Regions from separate parts of the Homo sapiens genome. Here region 2 is linked to region 1. Evidence: read pairs that join two places in POLR2A ChIA-PET (ENCODE). Cell type or tissue: GM12878. All regions are shown on one strand. Each heading gives the region's core, and the rest is flanking DNA. Links, peaks and the distances in the headings are about the cores only.

Region 1 (17,352 bases), core at 6,453-10,452:
TCACCTCCCGCTCCCCACTATTCTCAAGCAAATTCCAGACATCATACCATTTAACCCCTAAATATGTCGCACATATCTCTAATGCAAAAGATTGGGAACCAAGACATTTGGTGTCTATGGCTAGCACACTGGATAGCAGCCCTCTGTGTCTTGAATTCGTAACATGTAGAATAAGATTTATAGTGGGTTGCAACCCGACTTTATTTTTAACTAACAGCAATATAAGAGGAGGTGGCTAATCCTCACAAGGCTCTCCATGAGGGAAGCTCACCCCTATAAATCCAGGCGGGCGCTTCGTTACCCAGGAGCCCAAGGTGCAGCTCCGGGACGCTTCTTTTCAAGGCCGGGACCCCTGCAGCGGCCCGTAGGACACCTCCCTTTCCGAGCACGGACTGGTCCCCGCCCCTCCCCCGGGAAGTCTCCGCCCACAGGGCCCCAGCAGCCCCCGCGCGCCCTCGCTCCCTCCCGTCAGCCCCCGCCCCTCGGCGAAGGGAGCGGCGTGCCGTCCGGGTCGCCTAGGCCTGGGGTCGGGAGCGCGCACGCTGTGCGCCCTGGGCGCGCTCGGGATTCTCGCCTGGCGCGGCTGGGGAAGGTGAACAGTGTGGCCCGCCATGTTCTTCTCCGCGGCGCTCCGGGCCCGGGCGGCTGGCCTCACCGCCCACTGGGTAAGGAGGCTCAAGCTGAGCCCGGCGCTGCCGCCGCCCTTCTCTTGCTCTCCGTGTCTCCCTTAGTTTTGGGCGCAGGAGAGCCCTGGGCTCTGCACGGGCCTGCAGGCGGCGGCAAGGACACTGCGGCCTTAGCCCTCTTAGGGAGGCCGCTGCAGCCCCACCGTGAGAAGCCCCGAGGGAGGGTTGCCATACTGGGAAGTGTACTCCTAGTTTGGTCGAGGAGGACAGAAAAGAGGGGCTGCTTGGTGATATATATATATATGTTTGTTTGTTTTTGCTGTTTTGCTGTAGCGCAGAATCTAGGCCTGCTCTGGCCAGATCAGTTTCGAAGACCGTCGCTCCGAAGGAGGCACCTCTCGTTTCAAGCCTAGTGACCTCGATGCTTTTAGGTTGCAGCATACTGGAGAGCTCTGGCTTGCTTCGTGAAGGCTTAGGGAGAACTTCATTAGGGCTGGAAAAGGGTGGCCAATGTTTGATTTACTGCAGTTGTGCTTTGCATATCGGAAATGCTGGCTAAATAAACGGTATCAAACTAACTCTGAAAGAACGGCGCCGCAAATAACAGCACCCAATTAAAGAACCACAGGATTTTAGAGATTAAATGATCTTTTTGAGATCCAAGTACATCTCATGGTAGGCAAGGAAATTGAATTGCAGAGAAGTTGAAACACTCCTTCACGTTAATCTAAAAATGCAGATTTCCAGAAATGTCGATTATAACAACAGGGCCTGTTACACAAGTAATACTGGAAAGAAGCCTTAGTTTTGTTTGTTTTCTAAGAGTGAAATAGGTTAAGTCAGTTCTCAGCAAGAGGGAGCTAGTGTATATTCATTGAGAATGAATTCAGGGCTTTAGAGTTAGACTCGAGTTTGGATGTTAGCTTAACTGCCTTTTGTGGCTCTATGACTTTGTGCTGTTAATCTTCCTCAGTTTCTTCAGTTGTAAAATGGGAATATTCCTTTTTGCAGAGTTCAGTCTTTCAATAAACATTTGAAGTCTTACTGTACGTCATGCACTGCTGAGCTCTAGTTAACAGTGTGGATAATAATGATAGTCATTTGATAACTGTTTTCTGTATGCCAAGCACCGAGTTAAATATCTACATTCCACATCTCATTTTTGAGGCTGGTATTACTTTTTCCTCATATTACAGATAAGGAAAAGATTTAGACAGTTCCCGTTCTTTTGGAATTGATAGTCTCATGTAAGAGGAACTTTAAGGTTGAGACAATGTAAAAGTACAGTGTTAGAGAGATGAATAGGGTCATCCAATGTGGTTTCAAGGTGCATAAGATTTTTCCTGAAGGTAATACTAACAGATTGGGCATGGGGTCCGAGGGTATTCTAGGTGGAAAGGACAACTTAAAGTCTTGTTGGCAAGAAAAAGATCGGTATGTATGAGAAGCCACCCTCTGCTGTTGGAGGTAAGGTGTGTTCCCAAATGAAATAAGGGAGAGACAGGGGCCAGATATTGGAGCTCCTGGCGTGCCATACTAAAGAATTTGATTTTAGAGGCCGTCAGGAGTCAGTGAAAGGTTTTAAAGTAGAGGAATAAGATGTGGTTTCTGTTTTGGATAGGTCACTGGATAGGACTGAGGGTGGAATGGGTTTGATTTGGACCCAGAAACAGGGAGACTAAGTAGATAAGAGGCTCTTGCAGAATGCTAGGTGAAAGATGATGAGGATCAGACATGGTAGAAAGAAAAGAAATTAGAGTGCTTGTAGATTTTGTTTCTTTTGTTTTTGAGGCAAAGGGGCTAGAAGTATAAATTGAAAAGCAGTTTTAATGAAAAAGAACAACTTGAGGTAGTGGAGGACCATTGTAATCCAGGTTTAATGTTTCTGGAACTCTCTTTCTCTCCCTCCCTCCTTCCTTCCTTCTCTCTCTCCATCCGTCTCCCCTTCTCCCTCCCCCTTCCACCCTCCCCCCTTTTTTAAACAAATAGTACCTGATATGCACTATGTACACAATAAATATTTGAGTTGATGAATAAGTTTAATTTTTATTACACACGTCATACGTGTGTAGAAAAAACAATACTGAGACTAGCAAGTAGAGTAAGCTCAAAAAATAAAAATCATCCATTGTCTTGTCAACCTGGAAATTACCATTGTTAACATTTTGATGTCTACACATAACAGACCTTACAGACAATTTGTTTCTACAAAAATGGAAAGGTATTTATACTGTTTGGTAGCCTGCTCTTTTGTAATGTATTCTGAACAGCTTTCCTTATCAGTAGACATTTCTATACTGTCATTTTAATGCTACATAGCATTCCATTGTGAGGATGTTCTATTACTTATACAACCAGGCCCTTCTAACCTTTCACAAGTAGTGAGATTTCACATTAAACCTAGCAAGTATCAAGAAAAGTACAAGAAAAGTCTACCTAAGTTCCTTTCCTAAATGAGAAACCTTTAAAGATTATTTACGCTTTCAAAGAAATTGCCTAATCTAATTTCTGCTTTGCTAGCTGCCATTCTCTTGACGAGGCTTTTCAGCTCATCATTGCTTAAAATATGGCTAGAATTAAGTATTAGTTTGTGTGATCTTGAGCCATCTTAATCTCTTTGAGCCTCATTTTTCTTTTCTGTAAACTGAGATAATACCTCATAGGTGATTGTAGTAATTGACTAAAAGTTATAAATTATGGAGTAATAGATAATCAGAATAAGTTTATTCCCTTCTTCAGTAATTGCCCATGGTTTTTCTGTAATGTTGATGCCACTTTAGAACTTATCACTGCCTCATTCCCAAGCTGCTATTGTAGTTTCGAAGGTGAGAGGGTTGTGGTGGCATTTTCAATTACAGATGCTCCTTTACTTACAATGAGATGACATCCTGATTAAACCCATTGTAAATTGAAAGTATGTAAATTTCAGTTTACAGTGGGGTTATCTGGACTTAATCGAGGAGCATGCTGAATACTTATCATTTTCATACAGTTGTAAAGTTGGGAATTTGCAAGACAGGCAATTGTAAGTCAGCGACCCATCTGTATTGTGTATTTTTTCATTCATCGAGGATATTTTCCTTTATGTCTTTAGGCATGATTATAGCTGTCCTGAAGTTTGTGTCTGGTAATCTTAGTTGATTTTTTTCTTGAAAATGTGTTTTCCTTTTTTGTTTGTTTCCCATATGTTGAACAATTTTGGATTGTATGCTGAATTTTGTGAATGATACGTTGTAGAGGCTCTAGATCCTGTTTTATTCCTCCAAATAGTGTGTTTTGTTGTTGCTATCCATATCCCTTGTGGGCAGCAGATCAAATATTGGTTCCGTTCTTTTAGCTAGGCTCCTTGGAGTCTGCAGCATGTACATGCATGGTTCAGGGTTCAGCCAGAGATTTCCGTAGAATTTATATACAGAATGTATAGGGCTCCCTCCCCCTTTCTGGCTCTTCCTTTTCTAGGATTTCCCACTTTACCATGTCTGTTGTTCCAAACTCTCACTGAGGCCTGCCTTCAGGCTAAAAGATGTGAAGAAAAAACAAAAACCTCATTGGTTTTTTATGAATGTAGACTCCCCTTCTGTGTCTGCCTGTTTGGTTGTTCCCCAGTGCCTTCAGAAAGCTTTTGTTTTTATAAAATATTTTGTCCAGAGTTTATAGTTATTATTCAGTGGTTTGCCCTGACAGTGTCTACTTAGCCATACTAGAAGTATGCCATCTTGTGTGGTGGTACTTTTCCTTCCAAATTTTAAGTTTTGTACAATGAAATGTTTTCCCCATTCCATTAGAGATTCTTAAACTTGATTTTGTAATGTCCCAGTGTATCTCCATTGTGACTCAAAGGACTCTAAAGAAGTTAATGTAGGAAAAACACCCCAAAACATTTAGTTTTTTATTCCTGCTGTAACAAATTTCCACAAAACTTTGTGGCATAAAACATTATATTTTTAACCTTACAGTTCTGTAGGTTAAAAGTGACACAGGTCTCAGTGGGCTAAAATTAAAGTGTAGCCCGAGCTTCATTCCTTTTTGGAGGCTCTAGAGGTGAATGTCTTTTCTTGGCTTTTCCAGCTTCTAGAGGCTGCTCTTGGCCCCTTCTTTCATCTCCAAAGCCAGCAAAGGCAAGTCTAGTTCTTATATCACATCACTTCGACCCTCCTGGCATTCATCACATATCCTTCCTTGCCTCTTGGTAAGAACCCTGTGATTGATGACATTGGGCCCACCTAGATAATCCAGGATAATCTCCCTATTTTAAGGTCGGCTGATTAGCAGCCTTAATTCTCTTTTGTTGTGTAAACTAATACTCACAGGTTTCCAGGATTAGGATGTGGTTATCTTTGAGAGACCATTATTCTGCCTGCCATAGCCATAAATTAGCAGTTTAAGGAGAGAGAGAATGAACAAACTTTAGTTTATGCAGTGAGGTTCAGTAGGCCACTATTGCAAACTGCAGACTCGGATCTTTTTATTAGAGACTTGAACTCAGTTTCCATTTCAAAGTAATAAAAAGTTGACTTTCCTTTCTCTTTGGGCACTGTTTAGTACCTTAGTGCTCAGAACATTGAGTAATAAATTACAGGTCTGTTGCCCATGCTGTATAACCTATTGAGTGACAGTCAGTCTGATTTTCCAATGAGGAACCTTGTCACTAGTTTTTGAATCAGTTCAGGAAGCATGTTATAAATCAGTTGTAGGAAATGTCTTTCATTACAAAACATCAAAGACAGTTTACACACATTTTGGTTAGGGGGAAGGTGGCTTTATCTGTCGGATATTTTGCTAGGTGTTACCCCATTTTATGTGTGAGATATATGAAGATTGCTGGACAAATAAATGCCCAAGATCACACAGTAGTAAGGGCTGGGTTTATTCGCAAGTCCTGTTTTGTTTTGTTTTTAATCTACCTTTCTGAAGTTGCTCAAACAATTGAAGTTGCTAAGGGAAATCACTATGTATGGTGAAGATTTAAATTTAATAGGCACTCTAATAATAAAAGGTGTACCAGTGTAAGCAGACTAGGGAAATGATTTCACTTTGCTTAGGGAAAAGAGATGGAGGTTTAGGGGCTTTAAAGGGGTAGGAGATGGAGGTTTAGGGGCTTTAAAGGGGTAAGAGGAGGAGGTTAACCTTGGTCATGATGGATGAGTGGAAGGTGTAAGTTGAGATAATGCTGTAGGTATAGCTAGCTACATATACAAAGACACTGAAGTGCATGAGGTGAGACTGAACCCCGGGTCCACTGGATGGGCATTTCATTTCTATAAATTATTCTTGTCCTTAGAACAATTGGTTGTTGCTTATATCCATGTGGGATTTTAGATATCTAAAGAATGTTTTCTTTAATATATGGTCAAGATGGCTGGAATCATTAATGCTGTTATCTTAATCTGTAATGCACAGTGCCTGTAATACCTGGGCTCTTCATGCAGCTTTTCTATAATATAAAATTTAGCCAAATTACATTTGTTAATTCTCTCATAGTATGGTAAAAATTACTTACATTTTAACCTGAATTAACATTTTTAGGTAAATTACTGATGGAACTTTATTTGGAGGATGTTTGTAAAAGTCCTCCTATTTCTATCTGAAAATACAGCAAAACTTAAATTTTAGTGGTTAAGGCATGTACTGAAGTCAGGAAAATCTGTATGTGGCATTTCATTTATTTAGCTGTGTGAGCTAGGGAAAGTTTTTCCCCCTTCTTTGAGCCTTAATTTTCTCACCTGTAAAACAAGATAATAATACCTACTTGGTAGGCTTGCTGAGAGGAATAAATGGATTATAGTGTAGATTTGTAGTTTATAGCATGAGATCTGACATAGAGTAAGCATTTGTATTTATGATTATCCTTGAAATAGATTTCACAATTATTAACCCAGCATCAACTTTGTTAAAATAAAATGCACTGAAAAACTTTTGTTTTTCATGGAATTTTTTTTTTTTTTTTTTTGAGACAGAGTCTTACTCTGTTGCCCAGGCTGGAGTTCAGTGGCGTGATTTTGGCTCACTGCAACCTCTGCCTCCCGGGTTCAAGCGATTCTCCTGCCTCAGCCTCCCAAGTAGCTGGGATTAAAGGTGCGTGCCACCACACCCGGCTAATTTTTGTACTTTTAGTAGAGATGGGGTTTCACCATGTTGGCTAGGCTGGTCTCAAACTCCTGACCTCCAGTGATCCACCTGCCTCGGCTCTCAAAGTGCTGGGATTACAGGCATGAGCCACTGCACCCAGCCTCAAGGATTTTTTTTAAATGTAAAATTACCTAGTCTGAATGAATGTATTGCAGACCCTGACTTTTTTAGGAGGTTTCAGTTTTCTTGCTTGAGCTGGCAATAGGGGAGGCTGTAGGTAACAAGTCAGCAGATGTTGTGAACAGTGAGAGGAAGGCACGGAGGGACCTCAGACCACTTTGGATTCACTAGAGATGTTTCATGTGTGCACTGTGACTCTTGCACAGGCAAATAGATATCTTGGTGGATTTAATCTGTAAATATTAGGGATCATCTAAAAGGTATATTCCTTGCCTTAGTTGGCCTCTAATAAAGGAAAAAAGAAGGGTTTTTGAATTGCCTGACCTTAGTCTTGTCTTTCTGACTAATTAGATTACTGCTTCTGTCAGTTTTGTCTTACAGCTTCTTAGTCTCTTATTAACTTCTCTTAGCTGGATGCATTTATAATGCAAATGTCTGATAGAACTGAAAAGTGAGCTTCGTTGGATGGTAGTATTGTTTGAACAACAGAAGAAATTCAGAAAAAGAGTAGAGCCCATGAAAAGACAATTAAGGAATCCTATTGGGGAGAATATAAAACTTTAATTTTTGTCATTTTGAGCTATTGGTATTGCCAGTGACAGTAAAAGGGAAAGGCTGGTAGAAAGAGCACAGGGCCCTTAGATTGAAAGAGCCTGGGCTCAAAATCCAGGTCTGTCACTAATTGTGCGGTATGGGGCAAGTTACTGTCTTTGAGCCTGAGTTTCTCTAAATGTAAAATGGAAATAATGACTCACTACAGATTTTTTAGGAATCGACGAAAAAAAGTATGTAGAAGAGCTTAACACAGAGGCACTCAAGTTTACTTGACTCCAACGAAAAGGCAGTCACTGTTTTGGCCTGCTTAAATCTTTTCTTTTCCTTCTGAAACACTGAAAAAAAAATAAGCTAGAATTCAAACCCACTGTTAATTTTGAGCTGTATATTAGGTTATGATCTTATTTACTTAAAAAAGTTACTTGGTTGCATGCTTTTCTTCTTAAAAAAAGGAAGTTACTTGGATTTTCAATTGGACTCAATTGGAATTTCTTGAGGTATAGACATTTCAGAGTCTAATGAGAAGCTAGATTCTAGAGAAAAGACTAGACTGTACTCAAAGAAGGGGGTGGGTGGGAACTCAGCTTATTCTTTGAATCATTCCAGCCTAGCTAGGTTGTTTTTTCCAGTTTTAAGCCTGGTCCTGGAATGCCTCTTTATTTCAAAGTGAAACAAAATTGAAATGGCCCAGTAAGTAGTGTAAAGATGTTAATGAGAACTTTTAATGTTTTATTCCTTTATTGAAAGTGTCTGACGTAGACATTACAATGAATGTAAAATAGGTGATATTCTTTAAACACACCAAAAAAACAATTTTCAAAGCCATTTTCAGGCCACCTGTAACTTGATAGGGATGAATAACAGTTTATGCCAGTTGAAAAAAACCGAGAGCTAAGATTTATCAGTTTATCTTCACTATTTAGTTTGTTTCTTTCTTTATTGTTTGTTTACTTACTACTTTTTTGAGACAGGGTCTCACTCTGTCTCCCAGGCTTGGGTGCAGTGCATGATCATGGCTCGCTGCAACCTCAACCTCTTGGGCGCAAGCGATGCTCCCACCTCAGCCTCTCAAGTGGCTGGGACTACAGGCATGTGCCACCATGCCTGGCTAACTTTTGTATTTTTTGTAGAGACAGGGTTTCACCATGTTGCCCACGCTGATATCAAACCCCTGGCTTCAAGCGATCTATGGGGCTTGGCTTTCCAAAGTTCTGGGATTATGGGTGTGAGCCACCGTGTCTGGCCAGCTTCTTTTATTTTATAAACATTATCTCAGCCCTTCTTATACAACTTTGAAGAGGTCGACTTCGGACTTTGAAATTAAGTTGCTCAAATGTTATGCTAGTGTGTATACGTTCAGGTTTTTTGCAGGAATAGAAGAGAAGGGTGGCAAGGATTAAAAAAAGATTAAATAACTTGCATCTTTCTCTCTTAACAGGAGCATTGTAAGCCAAGGAGGCAGGGCTTTTCATTTCTTATCTGCCTGCCTGTATATATGGAGGCCTGATTTTCTTCCTTAAACTCCTTGGTTTCTTAGACCTACTATGTTCTTTTAAAGCTTTGATGTCATCAAACAGTCAGGTGGCTAATAATAAGGTCATGGCCTTTGTAATCATCTGGCCCTAGGATCTAACATAATTTCTGCCAATAATTAGTGATGTGACCTAACCTTGAGAAGTTTTCATAACTCATTTAAATTTCTGGGAATAATACCCACCTTGCAGGAAACTTTAAGAATTAAATAATGTGTAAAAAGCTTAGTGCCTGACACATAGTACTTCTAATAATAATAGCTAATGATAGCCAACACTAATACAGTACTTACCATCTGCCAAGCAGAATATTAAGCACTTTACATGAAGTACATCTTTTTTTTTTCCCCCCGAGACAGAGTCTCACTCTGTTGCCCAGGCTGGAGTGCTGTGGCACGAGCTGGGCTCACTGCAACCTCTGCATCCTGAGTTCAAGCGATTCTCCTGCCTCAGCCTCCTGGTTAGCTGGGATTACAGGCACGTGCCACCACGCCCAGCTAATTTTTGTATTTTTAGTAGGGATGGGGTCTCATCATGTTGGCTAGGCTGGTCTCGAACTCATGACCTCAGGTGATCCGTCCGCCTCAGCCTCCTAAAGTGATGGGATTACAGGCATGAGCTACTGTGCCCGGCCTGAAGTACATCTTTTAATGCTCTCAAGAACCCTATGAAGTACATGCCGTTATTTTTCTGTTTTTATAAATGAGGAAACAGGCTCTAGAGCTGAGCTTTTAGCCATTTTGCTATATTGTCTCTCCATACATAGGATATTTATGGAATATTAGATAACAGTGATACATCCCACCTTCAGAGGTGCTAGAATGTGGAAAATGTGTTTATTAGAAATGATGAAATTGACATTTCATATACTAGAACGTGTTTGGTGTTGGTCATCTTTTACACCACACTCAGCATCAGAAGGGTTTTTTTTTTTTTTTTTTTGATAGAGAATCTCGCTCTGTCGCCCAGGCAGGAATGCAGTGGCTCGATCTCAGCTCACTGCAACCTCCACCTCCTGGGTTCAAGCAATTCTCCTGTCTCAGCCTCCCAAGTAGCTGGGACTACAGGTGTGCGCCACCACACGCGGTGAATTTTTGTATTTTTAGTAGAGATGGGGTTTCACCATATTGGCCAGGCTGATCTCGAACTCCTGACTTTGTGATCTGCCCACCTTGGCCTCCCAAAGTGCTGGGTTTACAGACGTGAGCCACTGCGCCTGGCCAGAAGGATGGTACTTTTAAAATTAGTTTGGTGATATTAGACAGGATGTTTTGGATTGAGAAAAAGGGATCAGCCAGAAGACTTACAGTAATGCACAGACATGAAATAATGTCTGAAATAGTGGTGATAGTAAGACAGGGAAAGAACTAAAGACTTCATTGGGTTTTTTTGTTTGTTTTTGTTTTGAGACAGGGTCTCACTTTGTCACCCAGACTGGAGTGCAGTGGTGTGATCTCAGCTCACTGCAACCTTCACCTCCCAGGTTCAGGCGATTCTCCCACCTCAGCCTCCTGAGTAGCTGGGACTACAGGTGTGCGCCACCACACCCGGCCAATTTTTGTATTTTTTGGTAGAGATGCAGTTTCACCACGTTGGCCAGGCTGGTCTTGAACTCCTGACCTCAAGTGATACGCTTGCCTTGGCCTCCCAAAGTGCTGGGATTACAGGCATGAGCCACTGTACCCGGCCCTTCATTGGTTTTTAAAAGTTTAAATGTAATACATATAATGGCAAAAAATTCAAACAGTAAGCAAGGCTACATATTATAGTATATATACATAACAGTACAGAGTAGGGATACAAGAATATGTATTATGATAAAAAATATATGTTGCATATATTATATATGTTAACCCATGATACATCCCACCTTCTAACTTTCCACATTCTAACACCTCTGAAAGTGGGATGTATCACTGTTATCTAATATTCCATAAATACTCTACATATGGAGAGACAATACAACAAAACAGTTAAAAGCTCAGCTCCAGAGCCTGTTTCCTCATTTGTAAAAACAGAATAATAACAGTATGTACTTCATAGGTACATAGGTACTTGATAGGTATTTAATGCTTCTTGAGAGCATTAAGAGATGTATTTCATGGAAAGTGTTTAATATTCTGCCTGGCAGTAAAGACTAAATTTTCTTCCCACTCCAGATCTTGATTCCTCTCCTTAGAGACAGCAGCTGTTACTGGTTTCTTTTATGATGTCTCTGTTGAGATATTTTGATAGAAAAAGCAGTAAAAAATGGAAACTGGCACATTTCTAGATTTTATTGACTTTCTTAAGAACTTTGACAGATCTGAAATTTTACCCCATTTGTAAGCTAACAAGTTAACCTGCCTCAGTTTCATGGATGCTGGCAGGAGGCAGCATCCTGGGTCAGTAGGCAGCATGAACTTCATGTCAGTTCCCTTTGACATTCATATCTCACGGTAAGGGAGGAGACCACCCCTCATATTGTCTTATGCCCAATTTCTGCCTCCAAAAAAAGAAGAAGTAAAAACTAAAAGGCAGAAATGAAATCCACAAGCAGATAGCCCGGTGCCACACCCTGGGCCTGGTAAAGATCAACCCCTGACCTAATTGGTTATTTATAGATTACAGACATTGTATAGAAAAGCACTGTGAAAATCCCTGTCCTGTTCTGTTCCATTCTACCCCCTGCTTGCTCAATCGATCACGACCCTCCCAAACAGACCCCCTTAGAGTTGTGAGCCCCTAAAAGGGACAGGAATTGCTCACTTGGGGAGCTCGGTTGTTGGAGACAAGAGTCTTGCCGAAGCTCCCGGCTGAATAAAGCCCTTCCTTCTCAGTGTCTGAGGGGTTTTGTCTGTGGCTTGTCCTGCTACAATGGGAGTGACATGGAACAGCCTAGGTGAGTGCTGTGCATCACTGCTAAGGGACCTTGAGCTTGGGAAACCCTGTCTGTAAGAAAACTCACTCAACTTTTGCCCCAGGAGAAGGTATTTTATACAAAAATAATAGAAAAGATGGTCTTAAACAAAAGCTGTTCAGTGCTGCTGCTCACCAAATGCACAAACCTAAGACCCATGGAAATCTTTCTACCAGCCTATTTCTTCCTCCTTCCCCACTTTCTTTAACTAAAAGAGAAATTTATGAATTAATTTCAGTGGAGAAGTAGATGGTTTTTTAACCATCAAATACATTATAATTTTACTAGAAAAAGTATAAGCATTATACATATGGATATAAAGAAAAAATAATTATGTGCAAATGCAAGAATATTGGCAGTATGTTGTGTTTGACAGTAACTCTTTGATAAAGTCAACTAACAGCACAATTTTTTAAAAATAGGTGTAGTTTTAAAATGCAGTTGTTTGGATCTTTTTTTTTTTTTTTTTTTTAGTTATTAAATGTTTTATCCTTGTGTCAGTTAAGCAGGTGATAATGCTTTACAGGTTATATAGTACTTTCAGAGAAACTTTACTTAAATCTCAAAATAGTCCAATAAGAAGATAACCCTGTTTTATAGGTACAGAAATTGAGGCTTAAAAAAAAATTAAGTGAGTTGTTCTAGGTCAGATGTTAGTAAGTGGCAGAATGGTAATCTAAACCCAAGGCCTCAACAACTACAAAAAATCTGAAAGTCTGTTTTTTTCCTAGAGTTTAGCTACTTTATCCTGACCCTTCTCAATCAGTAGTCTGTCTTCAACGATTTGGACTTCAAACCACTTTTAGAAATATGTCTGTGAACTCATGTGCGTATCCAGAGCTTTACAAGTCAGCAAGAGAATGCCTCAGAATAGATTTTCCAATATGTAGCAACATAAGCCTAAAGAATAATTTTCAAGATTATCTCTATATTTTTATTTTAAGTAAAAGTACATGACAGATCCTGGATTAATGAGAAAGGGATCAAATATTAATCCAAAATGGAAGCTATTTTAATTTAGACATTTGGTGGTATTTAATTTGATATACAAGGAGGTTAGAAGGAGAAATAGGTTTTACAATAGAGATAAGTTTTTCTTATACCTGCTGAGTGTTTTATTTTAAGTAGGATTTTTTTGGCCAGTTAATCCATGCTAATAGGAAATTTGGAAAATAGAGAAAAATATAAAAAATGTAAAATAAGAGTCCCTTATTTCATTAACATCGTAATAAGAGATAAGCACTTTTAATTATTTATGGCCTTCTAGTCTTTTAATCAGTGTCTGTATTTAATGTAATTGGGATGATAATTTATGCATTTTTGTTTTTTTTGTTTTGTTTAACCCTGATTCCAGTTTCTACATGATTATTTTTACGACATATTTTTGTTAGCTACATAACGTTCTAGTGTCAGAATTATTAGTATTTAGTTAAAACCTGCTCAGATTGGGTTTTTAGGTTGTGTTTTTGCTGCAATAAACATAATAGGAACAACATGTTTTCATGTAAAGCTTTATCCTCATTTTGTACTGCAGGAAAAATACCTAGGTTAGAATTACTAAATTAAAAAATGGACACTTGGGGCCAGGCGCAGTGGCTTACGCCTGTAATTCCACCACTTTGGGGAGCTGAGGCGGGCAGATCACTTGACATCGAGAGTTCAAGACCAGCCTGACCAACATGGAGAAACCCCGTCTCTACTAAAAATACAAAAAATTATCCAGACGTAGTGGCACATGCCTGTAATCTCAGCTACTTGGGAGGCTGAGGTAGGAGAATCGCTTGAACCCGGGAGGCAGAGGTTGTGGTGAGCCGAGATCATGCCATTGAACTCCAGCCTGGGCAACAAGAGCGAAACTCCGTCTCCAAAAAAAAAAAAAGACACTTATTTAGGCTTTCCATATATCATGGTAATTTGCTTTCTAAAAGGCTATATGAATTTTTAAGTGTGCTTGTTTCTCTATATGCTCAACAGAATGGAATGCTATCTTAAAAGAAAAAAGATACTTGGTAGTTTGATAACTAGTAATGTTATTTTAAGTTGTATGTTTTTAGTTACTAGTAAGCAGTTTGAATTCTGTGAAACTTTTGTTCATGATCTTTACTCATTTTTTAAGTGCATTTATGATCTCTTCAGGCTATTAGCCTCTTGTCATCAAATGTGTGTAAGATTTAAGACTCATCACTGTCAAGTTAATGGATGAGTTCTCAGAGGCAAAGGCTTTATAGAGAAAAGAAGATAGGAGTGTGAACTGAGCCCTGAGGACAGCCTGCAAGGAGTGGATAAAAAGCCAATAAACAGAAAATGTTAGTGTTCAGAAATTAGGAGAAGACTGAATACTTTCCCTACTCTTAAAATTAATCCTTTTATTATAAGTATACAGTCTTTTCTCTCAGAATTTAGTTAAGTAACTCACTGATGTTACTCAAAAATTGTTACTCGATTAAAAAAATTTTCTGAGCTAAGATGACAGTGACTGTCTTCTAAATTTTAGTTTCAGTTAATTTTTCAAAACAAAACCAACACAATCAAAGCCCCCTTGTGCACCTCTGACTGTATCCCTCCCTGCCTTCCAATTATCCTGAAATTGATATTTATCACTCCCATCTTTTGTACGTGTGTCTCACATCCTGTACCTTAGTCTTTTCTTGTTAATTAAAGCAGATGTTCCATGTAAACTTATTTATTAATATTTCTTCAACTGAAATATCATTTGGACCTAGGGTAAAGTTAAATATACTATTGTGTTATATTACTCCGTTTACTTTCTTCTATGTTTGCCTTTGAATTGTCCAACTCTTTGCTAGTTCCATGCTTGGTTTAACCCAGCCAGTGTTCTGCCGTCTGTGGTTAGTAGAACTCAGAAATTGGAGGAATCCAGAACAGTAGTTGAAATACTTGGGGGCGGGGGACAGGGTAGGAGTGGAGGGTAGGAGCAAGAGGGCAAAGAGAAATGAAATGCAGCTGAGAGAATAATCAGATTCCTTCCAAAGCAACTGAACATTGTCAGTCCGCATAGCATCATAAATAGCTTTCTGAAACTACTTTTTTTTTTTTTTTTGAGACGGAGCCTTGCTCTGCTGCTCAGGCTGGAGTGCGGTGGCGCGATCTCGGCTCACTGCAACCTCTGCCTCCCAGGTTCAGGCGATTCTCCTGCCTAAGCCTCCCGAGTAGCTGGGACTACCAGCGTGCGCCACCACGCCCAGCTAATTTTTGTGTTCTTAGTAGAGATGGGGTTTTACCATGTTGGCCAGGATGGTCTCGATCTCTTGACCTCGTGATCTCCTTGCCTTAGCCTCCCAAAGTGCTGGGATTACAGGCATGAACCACCACACCCGGCCAGAAACTACTTTTTACGGCTGGAGTTTCAGAACTAATTTAGTAAAGGATTGAAAAGGAAGGAGGATACAGTTGACTCATTTGTACAGAGTATATGACTCATTTGTACAGAATGAAAACATGTTTATGAAGGTTCACACTAAGTGAAAGCTGGCATCCAAGTTGATTCAGACAAAAGTGAAAGTCAAGAAGTTAATAGTACATTAATTCTCCAAATGCATGCCAGCAGAGCGTGGCAGGAAGGTACACAAGTCAGCAGATCTGGGTTGTCCTGGTTCTCCTATTGACTCGTGTGTGTGATGTTAGGTGGGTGAATCTTGGCTTTGAATCTCCATTTGTAAAATAACTCTCCTGAAATAGAGATGGATAGGGTAGAATACCATATTTCTTAAGATCTTTTATAAGTTGATTCCATTGTTGTAAATTATGAATCCTAAAGTATTTCTTTATGAAAAATTTTTTAAGGCTATGATTTACTAAACTTTCTTAAAATTTTAAATTTTAGGGAAGACATGTAAGGAATTTGCATAAGACAGTTATGCAAAATGGAGCTGGAGGAGCTTTATTTGTGGTAAGTAATTACTTAGATTTCTTTGGAAAGAAAAGACTTGGAAATTGGGGTAAATCCATTGTAAAAATCCAAAATATCTTAAATACCATTGTCTTTGATATATGATGGTCATCGTGAGAATTTACATACAGCTAATTGAATTTACTACATTTCAAAAGATGTTGGTTCCAGTTGAACCTCATGAGTTTAAATTAGTATCAGGAAAACTCTGGGAATAAGAATTTATTTCCAGTGAAATTACTGTGTGAGCCCTAACCTGATTCTCATCACACTTTGGGTTCTCAGTCATGTTGGCTTACTGAGAGTTTGGAGATTGTAACTTGTTGAATCCCAAAATGACACTAGTTTGAAACTCATGGATTTTAGTAATGTAGTAACTAGATTAGCAGCTGGTCTTTATATTTTTAGTTTCCGGAGTTTTAACTATAAATAGAAGTCTGTGAACTCCCCAGATTAGTTGCACAATTTGGAAAGGATAAGATATTATATCTCCCTTTTCTGACAAGGTGCTGTTTTCAGGGATTAATCTAGTATAAAGGCAATATAGTGGACTTGTGTGATGATTTAGAGTTAGTGGTGTAAGAAGTAGCTTCCTGCTATATATCAAGCATCAAATTGGCCACATATTTGAGATCATTGTCCAGAGTGTCTGTTTTCTTTCCTCTTTTGGCTTATGTCCTTTAAAAAGCAGAACTCCGAGAGTTAACATATCAAGAGATTCATTTCTGTATTCACCACACATACATAACATTAATTGATCGTAAGTGTTAATCTCAGTGTGACTCATTTGATTTCCTGTTGACATGCCATTTCTTGTCAGTTTTTGAAGAGGGCCTGCTTCTGCTCTTTTAAGAAGAGATAAAGCTTCTTGCTGTTGGCTATTATGGAAAACGTGGGAAAGAGATGGTGCTGTTTTTTTTTTTTTTTTTTTTTTTTTAAGATGGTCCTTTTGTACCCTCCTAAAGTAATGGGTCTTAACCCTTTTGGATCCCAGATCCCTTTGACAATCTGATAACCTTGCTTTTGGGAAAATACACATATGTTCACATTTAAAATTTTGTGTTTTAATTTCATAAAGGCTTCCAATAATTGGTAATGTTTTGGTAATTCTATCAGAAGATCTTACTCTCTAATGAAGCTGGATAACACTTTTTGTTGTTTGGGTTTTTTTGGTCCTAAAGGTACTTCTCTTATTCTTTAAATGGTCCTTTGTAAATTTTTAAATTCTGCTAACTTTACTTTGGTAATCATACTTATCAAATGTGTGTTTAGACATTCTTTTTGATGGAAGGATAGGGTGGTATATATCATGTTGGAATTAAAATGGAGAGATTAAACAATAAGTAATAGTATAGTAATGTACAGTGTCATTCACACTTGAGAGAATTTGGATAAGTCTGAAAAACTGTTTTTGTTGTGTAGCACAGAGATACTCCTGAGAATAACCCTGATACTCCATTTGATTTCACACCAGAAAACTATAAGGTATGGCTAAATTAACATTATAATTAATTTACCAAATAGGTAATATTTTCTAGATGTATAAAATGATGTTCTTTCTTTTATACAGAGGATAGAGGC
Region 2 (4,000 bases), core at 1-4,000, 150 kb after region 1:
TAATGTAACAAACACATTTACGTGTTTAACAACATAAACACATTTATGTGTTTAACATAGACACATTTATGTGTTTAACATAGACACATTTATGTGTTTACAATACATATGCAGACTCTATATAAACACATAAATGTGTGTAATATTCATACTGTCACCTTTTCTTACTCTTGCAAAGGTGATGTAATTCAAGTTTGACTTCCTTGAAACAATTCTCGGGATATGTCTAGTTATATTAGAAGTTTAGTTGTGTCAAATATTGTTCTAAAAGAGACTAAAAGCATAGGTGAGAAATATTCCTGGATGTAGTGGGAAGTTTTTTTAATTTTTATTTTTTAATGAGAATTACTAAAGCAGCAAAACACAGCACAATATAGTAGAAAGCACTGTAGATTTCCAATTTGCATATATTACTGCAGAGTGGATTTTGCTACAGACCCACTGTGTGATCTTAATTAATTCATTTCCCATCTCTGATCCTTAGTTTTCACATCTGTAAAACAAGAATAAATGTCTCCCCTACCTCAAGGCAGGTTGAAATAGTATATGCTAAAGCCCATTAAAACTTTAGAACACTATATAGATTTAAGGTGGTTGCTGTTATTTTATACAGCTGCAAATCACTGTAAGGGTCATATTTATTCAAGCTAATAATAAGAACTCCAGACTTTGTACATAAAATGCTGTGTGTTTGAGTTTACTGGACTGAAACTCATTTGTTTAAAATTTAGTTTGAAAAATAATAAAGACCAGAATAACAAAAATCTTGTGGGCCCTACATTCTTTTTCTTACTTTCCAATATGGCTTTATCCATTTGTTTCCTCCCAGCCAACTAATTGCCATTTTATAAAAGTAATCTTCCCTCACATTTATGTAATCCAATTATAGAACCCATTAGAAATTATAAAGTGGAGGCCAGGCCTGATAACAATAACTGTAATCCCAATACTTTAGGAGGCCAAGGTGGAAAGACCACTTGAGGCCAGGAGTTCAAGACCAACAGGATGTCTACAAAAATAAAAAATAAATGTGGTAAAACATACCCAGAGTCAGTTTGTTTTTCCTTCCAGTACTTTAATCATAATTTAATCAAAATGCTGCCATTTTTCCAGAGGAAATCAAGGGGAGTAAAACTGCAGGTCAAATCTCCAAAATCAAATGAACAGGGAGGAAAACGAGATTTGTTACAACCTAGTCTCTACTGTGGCCACTGATTACACACTACAGAAATCTTGGAGGGGTTCCAAGAGTGGGTGATAAAAGGAAAGTGCATCCATGAGAAGCTGTCAGGGGAGCGAGTATTCTCAAGACTCCTGGGACCCAGATATTGAAAGAGAAAATCTCCAAGCATGATTTACTTAAAAGATAGATGGGGAAAACAGCAGAGGGAAAGTTTCCTCAGAAAACCTCCATATCTCTTTGGTGATTTTCCCTTTCTTCTGTATGTGATCTATGTTAATGATTACCACATTTAAATATCCTGCCCAGATCTCTCTCCTTGGCTTCTTTTTTGTAACTGCATAGCTCCACCTGAATGTCCATAAGCTCCAGAAACTCAGTAAGTCAGCACTGAGCTGAACTTACCCAATGACCTGCTTCTCTTTCTCCTTTCCTGTTCCCTCCTGTGGTCCCTTACCACCCTCCCGTTCTCACACTAAGCCTCAAGTCCTTCTGAGGTGTTCCTTCTTGTTTATGTTTATTGGGCCAGTCACTAGTATTTTTCGAACCCATTTCCTTCACTCCCTCCTCCATCTCACACCAACACAATAGTAAGCTGCTTCCTCAATTCCCTGCCTACAATCTTGTCCCCATGGTGTCTGTTCACACAGAGCAGCAAGCTGTCAGACCTTTCATGGTTCTCTGTTACTTAACCCTAACATGTTCTACATAATACCTCTTCCACAGCATGTTATTTAAATGCCTCCTGTGCAAATGGGGGAGGCTTTCATGGTCAAATAAGTTTGGGAAGCACTGTTAATCTAAAAATAGGTTCACTGCAGAACTTACCAGAACCTTTGATGTATTGGGAGTTTTCTAAGTGGGTACATTTATACAAGTATACAGTGTTTTCCAAACTTGTTCTTGGAAGCATTTTTGTAGATCTTTACAGAATTGTAAGATTGTAAAGAATTGTAAGAGAAATTGTGGGCCCAATCTTCTGTGGAACATACTTTAAGAAAAGCACATTTACAGAGTAGACTGCAGCCTGTATTATTTTGCCCCTGCTGATCTCTTCTGCGGTCTTAAGTTCTTAGAACATCAAATTTGACAAAATGGTGTGAAATGATGACGACGAGAGTAATGGCAAAACCGCAATTACTTTTGCACCAACCTAGAGTTGTCTGCAGATACCATTCTGTTTGTTTTTGCATGCCATCCTCTTTTGGGAATTACCTCCCTCCCTCCTTTTCCTTTCTTCCCACATGATTCGTTTCACTAACTCTAACTCTGGCTCTTCCTTTAAGATGCAGGTCAGGTATTTGCCCTCTTGAGGAAGCTTTCTCTGGCACCTCAGTGTCAGACAGTAGATATCCGTCCTCTACATTCCTTGAAATAACTAGAGGCCTATATGGTTTTCCAAAACTAAAACAGCACCAAACTACCTACAACTCATGCTAAGTTTAAAGCAGTTCACAGGACGCAGAAATTAAACAAATGAATTACTGCAATTAGAGGCCTGAGAAATGGTCAGTTCCAGTAAGTTGTTTGTCCTGTAGAATTTTCCACATTGTGATTCAACTGATTGAGTCTTTGTGGTGTTATTTAACATGTTTTCAGTCTCTCATAATGCTGATTATAGAGTCTGTAGAGCCAGGTGTGATTTTTGTCAAGAACTTTTCATATATGGTGTTACATGATTCCTGTGGCACTACATCAAGAAGTGGAAAATACCTGGTTGTCCTACTTTCATGTGGAATTGACTGTTAAACCAGAAGTGTTATAACTTGCCAAAACATGCTAAGATATCTTACTTTGCCATAATATGCTGGCAGTAATTATAAGCAAGAATAAGGGGGAAAATACAAATTCTCCAAGGGGTAGAAAAAGAGTAGGGATCACAGATGGTTATTGCCATCTCTTGGACATCTTTTGTTTTGTTTTGTTTTTAGTTTTGTTTTTAACTTAAGAGACAGGGCCTCCCTGTGTTGCCCAGGCTGGAGTGCAGTGGTGCAATCATAGTTTACTGCAGCCTCAAACTTCTGGACTCAAGCTATCCTCCCATCTCAGCCTCCTGAGTTGCTGAGGCTACAGGCAGACACCACCACATCCAGCTAATTTTTAAATTTTTTTTTTGAGATGGGGGTCTCAATATGTTGCCCAGGCTGGTCTCAAACTCCTGGTCTCAAGCAATCCTCCTAGTCTCAAGCAATCCTACTTCAGCCTCCCAAAGTGATGGGATTACAGGCGAGAGCCACCATGCCCAGCCAAGATGTCCCTTTTTTTTTTTTTTTTTTTTTTTTTTTTTGAGACAGAGTCTCGCTCTGTCACCCAGGCTGGAATGCAGTGGCATGATCTCAACTCACTGCAACTTCCACCTCCTGAGTTCAAGCAATTTTCCTGCCTCAGCCTCCTGAGAAGTTAGGATTACAGGCATGTGCCACCACACCTGGCTAATTTTTGTATTTTTAGTAGAGACAGGACTTCACCATTTAATCAGGCTGGTCTCGAACTACTAACCTCGTGATCCACCCATCTTGGCCTCCCAAAGTGCTGGGATTACAGGTGTGGACCACCATGCCCGGCCAGTGTATCTTATTGTAACAGTGCAGTTACACGCATAGATTGAATCAGCTTCCTTAACCTCCAGCATCTACCGGAAAACACCTCTCTTCTGGGTTTGTAGTGTAATTTGATATTACACTACAATATCAAATTAGAGATGAACCAGAAGCTTTTTGGAGTATGGATAGACAAAGTCATTGGGATATTACATGTAATAAAGTTTGAAAACAATTTCTCAGACCATTTCATCTGCTTTTATAAAAGAATTAAATGTAA

The links. Peaks named below come from ENCODE experiments on the same cell type or tissue, not always from the same donor. Only the 100,000 strongest peaks of a DNase experiment are listed, where the experiment ranks them.
Region 2: POLR2A ChIA-PET joins it to region 1 with 6 read pairs; 4 of 35 experiments call an interaction of 5 or more read pairs at or near these places.

Annotation. Positions count from the first base shown.
Region 1 is chr18:9,102,133-9,119,484 of GRCh38, forward strand. NDUFV2 (NADH:ubiquinone oxidoreductase core subunit V2) reads left to right here and starts at 567. Exons shown (of 8, transcript NM_021074.5): 1 at 567-665; 2 at 15,706-15,771; 3 at 17,194-17,256; 4 at 17,342-17,352. The coding sequence starts at 612. RefSeq lists a silencer at 295-654 and enhancers at 927-1,636, 11,516-11,765. In GM12878, for the core only: no CTCF peak of the experiment used is centred there; no DNase peak of the experiment used is centred there; H3K4me3 peaks cover 1,418 bases; H3K27ac peaks cover 865 bases.
Region 2 is chr18:9,259,350-9,263,349 of GRCh38, forward strand. The region is part of intron 9 of ANKRD12 (ankyrin repeat domain 12); the gene reads left to right. Among named protein-coding and RNA genes, the nearest start is that of TWSG1-DT, 73 kb to the right of the region's middle. In GM12878, for the core only: no CTCF peak of the experiment used is centred there; no DNase peak of the experiment used is centred there.